Linked DNA regions of Mus musculus: region 1 is linked to region 2. The links are chromatin contacts, found by Hi-C or POLR2A ChIA-PET in ENCODE. All regions are on one chromosome and are shown on one strand. The core of a region is the stretch at or near the end of the contact, and the rest is flanking DNA. Distances in the headings are between cores, read along the strand shown. Region 1 holds the start of Zfp746 (zinc finger protein 746). Region 2 holds the start of Zfp777 (zinc finger protein 777).

Evidence for each region. A loop is a pair of places that touch in the nucleus more often than their neighbours do. ChIA-PET counts read pairs that join two places held with the same protein, here RNA polymerase II (POLR2A).
Region 1: a map of heart shows a loop between it and region 2 (4-fold over the local background). The contact joins the promoter of Zfp746 here to the promoter of Zfp777 in region 2. A Hi-C loop is called at or near these places in 11 of 37 maps with a recorded cell type or tissue (heart, left cerebral cortex and v-Abl transformed pro-B cells). POLR2A ChIA-PET finds 5 or more read pairs at or near these places in 1 of 5 experiments (Patski).

The regions. Positions count from the first base shown.
Region 1 is chr6:48,085,035-48,089,545 of GRCm38, reverse strand. Zfp746 (zinc finger protein 746) reads left to right here and starts at 2,953. Exons shown (of 7, transcript NM_001163475.1): 1 at 2,953-3,231. The coding sequence starts at 3,208.
Region 2 is chr6:48,046,319-48,050,743 of GRCm38, reverse strand. It overlaps Zfp777 (zinc finger protein 777), which reads left to right and starts at 2,630. Exons shown (of 6, transcript NM_001081382.1): 1 at 2,630-2,758. The coding sequence starts at 2,642.

The sequences.
Region 1 (4,511 bases), core at 1,704-4,203, 38 kb before region 2:
CCTGGAAAAGAGCAGACAGTGCTCTTAATTCCTGGGCCATCTCTCTAGCCCTGGCCCTTTGTTTGTTTGTTTGTTTGTTTGTTTTGTTTTTTAAACAGAGAAGAGTTGGAGTTAATAAAGATATTTAATATCAACTTAGACACAAAGGTTAGCAGAAGGATAGATACTCAGGAAAAAGCAAACCACAGCTGAGAGCGTGGCTGTGGGCGTCTCCAAAGAAAAGCTGAAGAAAATAAGAACCACATGTGGGCGTGGCTCTTCAGTGGAAAGGTGCCTTGGCTTTTCTTTTTTTAATCCAGGACTTTGCAGCAAAGCTAACAACCACAGGTCCTGATCGCCTCTTTTGCGCTCACCTCTACAATGGTACTCTTGCCAGGTGTTTTCCTTAAAAACATTCCTCTAGATCATAAAACCAGTCCCACTTATGGGCTCACCCCAGCAGAGGAGATGCTTTGGGTGGGGGGGGGGGAATTCCTCCTTGGAAGAAGTACCAAAAGAAACAATAGGAAAGGACCTGGGGCAGATGCCAGAGCTGTCCCCTGTAGTAAGGGTAAGAGTGGACTTCATCCTTTGAAGAACAGACTCTATGTCAGGGGATCCGGGTAATTATTTTGAGAGGCAATCCCAAGACTTTGGAGATCTCAGAACACAGCTGAGCTAGCAGGAAAAGAAGAAAATTAGATTTGGGGAACCAGCCTCCTCAAATATTAAGAATAAGTGCTCACCCAGGGCAGTCCCCAGGGTAAATTCAATTTTTACACAATAAGAAGGATGTATTCTAATGGCTCCATCCCTTCTCACACCCCTACAGACCACGCAGGCTGAGGAGAGGATAAAGGAAGTGTTAAGATCTCAGTCCGTGACTTAGGGTTTCTCTTGCCACAATGCAACACACCATGAGAAGAACTTGGGGGAAGAAAGGGTTTCTCCTCCTTACACTTCAAAGCATCATTCACCATTGAAGAAAGTAGTTCAGGAACACAAGCAGGGCAGAAACCTGAAGGTTGGTGCTGATGTCAAGGCCATGGAGGCATTTGTTTTTCTCAGTTAGGATTCCCCTCTCTCTATAAGATACAATTTGCAAAACACATGAAACTCAAGAAGAACGAAGACCAAAGTGTGGACACTTTGCCCCTTCTTAGAATTGGGAACAAAACACCCATGGAAGGAGTTACAGAGACAAAATTTGGAGCTGAGACAAAAAGATGGACCATCTAGAGACTGCCATATCCAGGGATCCATCCCATAATCAGCCTCCAAACGATGACACCATTGCATACACTAGCAAGATTTTGCTGAAAGGACCCCGATATAGCTGTCTCTTGTGAGACTATGCTGGGGCCTAGCAAACACATAAGTGGATGTGCTCACAGTCAGCTATTGGATGGATCACAGGGCCCCCAGTGGAGGAGCTAGAGAACGTATCCAAGGAGCTAAGGGGTTCTGCAACCCTATAGGTGCAACAACATTATGAACTAACCAGTACCCCGGAGCTCTTGACTCTAGCTGCATATGTATCAAAAGATGGCCTAGTCGGCCATCAGTGGAAAGAGAGGCCCATTGGACATGCAAACTTTATATGCCCCAGTACAGGGGAACGCCAGGGCCAAAAAGTGGGAGTGGGTGGGTATGGGGGACTTTTGGGATAGCATTGGAAATTTAATTGAGGGAAAATACCTAATAAAAATATTTTTTAAAAAAAGGATTCCCCTCTCTCAAATGACTATAGCTTGTGTTAACATAAAGTTAGCCAGCACAGTCAGGGAGCTGGGGAAGGAGGGTCAGTTATTAAGAGTAAGAACAAAACTTCAGTTCCCAGGTTGCTCCCAGAACCTGAGACCCCTGACCTCCTGCACACGCGTACACATATTTGCATACATATGTGTGCATATACATAATCAAAAATAAAAGTAAATCATAAAATAAATAACGAATGGCAACAACAAAAAGATCTCAGGCACTGGTCTTGCAGGCTCCTGCTAGGGGGTGGCATGGAAGGCAATTCTGAATGGCAATACATCTTCTTTGCCACACGGGGCTCCACACTAGGCTTCTGGAGAAATTTTACATTTTGACTTTTTTCTTCCTTTCCTTGTTATTAAAAAACAAAAATATGAATTGAAAAAAATTAGGGGTCTGGGGTCTACTGGCACTACGTTAATGGACATGCTTCCAAACCTACCTAAACTTTGTTAGACATAACCTTTTATATGAACACTGTATGAACATGAATAATACACATGATAACACACATCTTGTTATACATTTGTTACGCATTTTAACGCCAAAATGAAGTAGTTCCGGACTACTCTCGTTCAACATCTTTCCACGCTTACCTGATATATCACAAGAGGGCGTTGGATCTGCGGTAACTACAGCTTGTGGTGAGATGCTGGGAACTGAAACCCAGCCCTCTGCAAGAACAGCAAGTACTTTTAGCCGTTGAACTGTATCTCCAACTGCATTCAAAAAGATTTTAAACGATGGCATTTTAACCCATTTTTCATGTCATTAAAATGTTTATTATAGTATACATACTATAGAAACCCCACATTTTTTGTGTCATTAAAATGTTTATTATAACACACATACATAATCCTACAGAGAACCTACTGTGACTTATCAAGCCATATTTCTATTGTTGGAAGCATTCATTCCATTTCAAGGCAAAAATAGGCGTGCTACAGCTGGACAGCTGCGGAAGTGACCGTGCCGGGGTGCGCACTGCCTGCCGAGGCCGTACCCCCAAGTTTTATACCGCCAAACCAGGTGGCACATCGCTGGTGAGCACTGGCGCCGCGGGGGGCGTGGCGATATGCGGGGGCGTGGTCGGAGGTCGGGCCGAGGCGGGGCCTCGTGAGGAGGGCGGGGCCAAGCGCGGCGGCAAGCGGGTGCCGGCGCTGCCGTTCGCCGCTCGAGCTGCAGGTGGAGCTGTGCCGCCGCGCTGCCTCCAGGAAGCCTCACGGGCCTTCGTCGGCCTGGCCGCGGCACCGGCTCCCAGGATGCAGTGTGGAGCGGCCGGGCGCTGACGGCGGCGGTGCGGCTGCGGGCGGAGCGGCAGCAGGCCGGCCTGCGAGGAGCGCGGCGGGGAAGGTAGCGGCAGGCCCGGGCGGCGCTGCCGGCGGAGAGGACCCGGCAGCCGGGCCTGCGTGGGGCCGCGCGCCGCGGCGTCGACTTCCTTCGCGCCGAGCAGGACAGCGCAGGGCCATGGCCGAGGCGGCCGCGGCTCCGGTAAGGGCGGCCCGCGCGCTTGGCCTGCGCGGCCTCGGGCCCCGGAAGGCCGGGGCCCAGCACACTGTGCCGCAGGCCCCAGGAGGGCTTCCGGGCCAGACCGGGCCTGCGGGTCCTGTGGCTGCGGCGGGCGGCCGCGAGGTCCTCCGGGGCCTACCGGACCGGGTGGAGCCGAGCGCAGGGAACGGCCGTCCGCGCCCGGGAGGCCGACCTGCGCCAAGTTCCCGGTCTGCGCGTCCCCGGGCCGGGCTCCTTCCTCAGCGCCGGGCCGGTGCTTCCCTCTCCCAGCTCCCCCCAGCGGCCTGGTGGCACCTGGGAGGTGTCCGACGTCGATTCTGTAGACAGTGAGCACCCACTATGTGCCCAACCCTCCTCAGGCGGCACGCGAGGACTGCTCGTATTTGTCCAGCCAGGCTGGCGCTGCACTCAGCCCGGTTTAGGCATGATTTTGTCTGCACTGCAAACCTGTGGGGTAGTAACTATTATAGTTATTATTTCATACAAAAGAAAAGCTGAAGGCCCAACGAAGTTAACTTGCCAAGAATCTCAGCGAGAAAAGTGTGGGAAGACAGTGCTCTCACAGTTCAATGTCTGTAATAAGGAAAGCAGTCCAGGTACACGAGTAGCCTTATGGTCGAACAGAAAGAGGTCGTAGCCAACCTGGTGGAGGTTCGAATGCAGGTGCTTAGCAGACTCTGGTGCTCCTCCCGCCCAGCCAGGTAATCTGTGCTTCTGTGAGTTGAGTTAGCTAGGGTTTCTAGGGCTTGGGCAAAGAGAGGCAAGGGCCAGACACAGGACAGTGCAAAACTGGTCCACAAGCCTGGAGATATGGTTTTGGATATGAGGCTGCAGAAATGGAAGGGGCTGGGAAGGCCTGGGCTTCGTCATATGGGTAGGAAAGAGTTGAAGGAATTGGCATCAGTGACTCCGGTCTCAGAGTACTGGCTTCCCTAGCTGTTTGGCAATTGACTATCCCACCTTCGCTTTAAGTTAGCAAGGTGCTAGGCTTCAGTAGAGCACAACCCCTACTTCCAACTACACAGGTCAAAGACCATGGACCCCATTTAAAAAAAAAAATTAAACAAGAATGACATCAACAAGATAGATGTTTGTGCAAATGTCTTTGTGTAACACACAGATTGCAGCAGAGAGAATGGGTGGCAAAGTACAAGGATACGTCTGAAATAGACTCTAGTCTGGGGCAATCCCAGTCAGGGCTGGTCCTGAGGAGTAAGGGACCAGAAGTGTCCTCCACAGCACTTGCTCCCTCTAACAGTTCT
Region 2 (4,425 bases), core at 1,381-3,880:
TTTGAACTAATGAATAAGCCAGTTGTCCTTACCTATGCTGTATAGACATACTGAAATGTTGACATGCCATACTGTACTTCACTAAGAGCTCAATCCCAGGAATTCACATGTTGAAAGGGGAGAACCTTGAAGTTGCCCTCCGATCTCTACAGGCGCTCATAGCGTATGGATGACCACACCCCACCCCCACAACTCACACATAAATAAGTAAATAAATACATGTAAATAAATTAAAAAAAAGGGCTGGGGCTGTAGCTCAGTGGTACAGCTGTACTCTAGCATGCAAGAAGCCCTAGTTCAATTCCCAGTCTCAGTAATGCATTAAGTAAATAATAACTGCAACTGCATCAGTTGTTACAGTAAATGTTTGGTGGTTAGCCGGGTGTGGTGGCACACGCCTTTAATCCCAGCATTCAGGAGGCAGAGGCAGGTGGATTTCTGAGTTCGAGGCCAGCCTGGTCTACAAAGTGAGCTCCAAGACAACCAGGGCAATACAGAGAAACCCTGTCTCGAAAAACAAAAAAACAAAACAAAACAAAACAAACACCCCCCCCCACAGAAAAAATGTTTGGTGGGTGATAGGATTAATAACCAGAGTGTGTTTTTTATAAAACACTATAAACCAATGGAAGAAAAGCTATCCAACAGCGCAGGTACAGACTATGAAGAGAGCCTTGCAGGGTAAGAAAACTAACATTACTGCAGCAGATTTTAAAAAGCAATCAACTTCTTTAATGATGGCAACATAAATATATGTCAATAAGAATAAGGAGTTGCATTTCTCAACTTTTTGACAAACTTTCTAAGTCCCTTACCAGGAAATGTTGGCCAGGACATGAAAACAGGAAGTTATGCATGGTGGTAGGGTATGTGGGCACCGTCTCTGCTGAGCAGTTAAAGCCTGGGAAAGTTGAAGATACTCTATTCTAGAGCTGGTGAACAGCACAATGCGCTATGTATGTCTGTGATGTATATGTGGCATCCTGGCAGCAGGTTTGGATTCATTTCCCCCGAAGGATAATGAAATACTATATAGGGGTTAGAATGAATAGACCAGGTAGATAGACTTGTTTACACATACTGTATCCACCCAGATAACAAAAAGTTGCAACAGGATATGGGCTGAATAAATACAACTTATGTAAAACTTCAAGAATAGGAAAGCCAGTAGTGTGCACTGCCTGTGTATGCACACATGATACGCAATTCATAGACATATTGGGGGGGAGCACGTGACACTTCACGAATAAATGAGATGTCCTTGGCCTGGTGGTCTCCGTTTTTTTACTGAGAGCTTCATATTGCCCGGTTGCCTTCTAAGACAAGCTCCAACCCAGACACCCCCGGGGTTCTATGAAGTGAAAAAATTATTCTGGCTTTTCCTCTAGGTTCCAGTTGGGGTTCATTCATCCCTAACTGTAACCAGGACACCTGCTCAGACTTATTTTTCTTTTTTCATTCCATTCCCAAATCTTGGCAGCTCCTGCAAATTCAGTAAACGTGCGATTCACTGAACCTGTCCAGGAAAGAGGGTTCTCTCTCATGGTTGGAAAGAGTACAAGGGGGCGAAAACTGCAACTTGGGATCAGCAAGCCACTCCCGGCTCGGCCTCAGTTTCCTCCTAAGTAGCCCGTCTAGCCCCTTCCAACCCGTGCCCTCAAAGATTCCAGGAATTCTGTCCTTTCTGGCCGAAAACAACACTGAGGCTTTTCACAAAGCACTCCCACCCCCACCCCTCGCTCCCCTTGGATCCACAGCCCGCGTCCCTGGAACCCGGGCTGCACTGCGCTGGTCACATGAACTCCGGCTTTCTGTGGTGTGACGGCTCTCTCCGATCCCTTTGTGAGCGCAGGTTTTGAAAGCCAACGACCGGGTTCTGGGTTTGAGACGCGCAGGCGGCCGCGGGCGGAAGGCTGTCGGAGCCCATCGGCCCGCCTCCAGACCCAGCGCGCCGCGCGCCCGGGATTCCGCTCCGCCGCCTCCGCCGCCGCCGCTGCCCGCCGCTGCCCGCCGCGGCCTGGCCCGAGGGCGCCGGGCCGCCAAGACGCCAGGTGAGCCGCGAGGGACCGGGAGCCGCGACGGGCTCAGGGCGTGTCCGGCGCCGAGGCGGCCCGCGCCTCACTGTTCGCTCCTACCGGCTGTAGATGGAGCTGTCTGGGTTCCGGCCGCCTCCGACGAGCCTCCGAGCGCTCCTCTTGAAACGCCTGAGAGGGACATGCCTCCCAGGATGCAGTTTGTAGCAACATGGCAGCTGCGGTGCAGCTCCCCTGCTGAAGAGGCGCCGGGACGGCCGCGCAGCTCGCAGCCGGGACCCGGGCCGCAGCCGGGGTCGCAGCGTCGGCCGCTCGGGGCGGGCGAGCGCGCCGGGGGCGGCCGCAGAGCGCTGGGGCCCAGCTCGCCGCCCGGGCGCAGCCCGCACAGCCGCGCTCCGACGCCGCCACCGCCGCCACCGCCGCCCGCGCCCGCCCGCCGAGCACAGCCCCGAGCAGGCCGGGGCCCGACGGCCGCGCAGCCCCGGCGGGTGAGGCCAGGCCGCGCCGCACTGCCAGCCCGCCCACGGCGCCGGGCCTGCGTGGGGCTGCGCGCGGCGGCGGCGGCGGCGGCGGGGACTCGCACGGCGCGGGCCGGGCGGCGCGGGGCCATGGCCGAGGCGGCCCCGGCTCGGGGGAGGGCAGCCCGCGCGCGCACGGACGCGCGGCCTCGGGGCCCCGGGGACAGCCTGCGTGCTCCGGGCTCGGTGGCCCGGCCTGGGGTCTCGGTAAGGGCCGGGCGCGGCGACGTTAGCGGGGAGGGGGCGCCCTGGCGGGCTCGCGCGCCCCCTGGGGGGGAGGACGGCCGGGGCGGGCGGGAGCGGCGGCCGTCCGTGCGAGGCTGCGCGGCCGCACGGCTCCCGGACACGCGGCCCGAGGTGGGGCGCGGGCGGCGCGCTCGCTCCCTGGCTGCGGAGCCGGCGCTGCGTCCGTCGGGGTGGCCAGCGGCACGTTTTCCGCAGAGCTCGGCCCCGCGGAACGGCTCCCGGCCTGGGCGCGGTGCTGACGCGGCTCTCCCATTTCGCAGAGCGGAGACACTGAGGCACGGACACCCGGCGGCGACCTGCCCTGCCTGCCCCAAGGTCACGTAGCGAGTCGGCCCGGGCTAGGTGCCCGCAGTCCCGTAGAGGCCTGCCCAGCGTGCCGCGGGCCTGGACGGGGAGGGGTGGCGCTGGCGGCGGCTTCGCCAGGGTGGGCGGCCTGGGCTAGCCGAGCACTGGCTGCGGCCCGTCGGGGGAGGAGGGGAAGGCCGGGCAGCGCCCAGCCCAGCGACTCCGGTGTGGGGAGCAGTGTGATCCATAGCCTCTGCGTCAGGAGCACCCCGAGTCAAACTTGGGGTACGGATAAATGGGGTCTGGCGAATGAGAGCCTAAGAGGTTGATGTTCTTCCGAGGGCCATTCAATAATTAAACGCCCTCCCACCCAACGTGCTCTCTGAGGCACCCTGGCTGTGCTAGGCGGGTTTGCTGCATGGGAGTCCGTGCCTTTGAACCTGTTTCCATGTATACTGGAAGAGATAGGATAGATGGCTTCCTAAAAACCTCGCAGTTCTTAAAATAACAATAACAAAACACCTGGGAAATAAAATGAAGATTTTTTTTTAAACATTCTTACCTCTGGGCTTAGGTCTTCATGGCATGTAATTCTGAGTGAACCATCCTGGGTCATGTAAGAAAATGGCACAGCTTTTGTAAAAAGTCAGATGTGTGTCGTTATGCATGTTTCTAGTATGTTGGCATGGATCCTGGAGCCCCTAATCATTTACCACACAAGGGTGGGGAGGAAAGAGAGACAGGTAGAAGCTGTGAAATGTGGCGCAGAGGAATTCTAACGTTCCTCTCCTGCTAGCAGGTAGCAGCTTGAGAATTTGAGCTTATTCGATTTAGCTGTCTTTGCTTGAGGGTAAGGTCAAGCCACAGGTTTGCTGGAGCTGATGACATTGTATCAGGACTTGGGGGGGGGGGGGGCTATACCTTATGACCCTTCACCCCTTTCCAGTATTCCAAATCCCTAAATGGAGAAGGAAAAAAAAACCATTTTCCTTTGAGCTCTGTCTGATTCAGGTGGTTAGTAAAGATGTCTTGTCCTGCTGGCTTTTTTTTTTTTTCTTGTCCCAGGTAAAACTCTGTTTGGCACCTAACCTGCCCTCCAGGTATTCTTTTCCCTCTTCCCACTAATTATAAGCAGATCCCCTAGTCCTCCCTCAGGCAGACTGCCTTAATATGCCCATTGTGTTGGCTCTTGGTTCCTTTAGCTGTGTGGTTGAGGCTTCCACCTAAGGGGGCTGTCTAGTATGCTACCAACTTAATAGTGAAGGGTTGAGAGTAAAGGGGTCTTTGAACTCTTTCAGGGTTTGCAGAATTTTGTATTTGTATGTATTTTGAGACCTCATAAT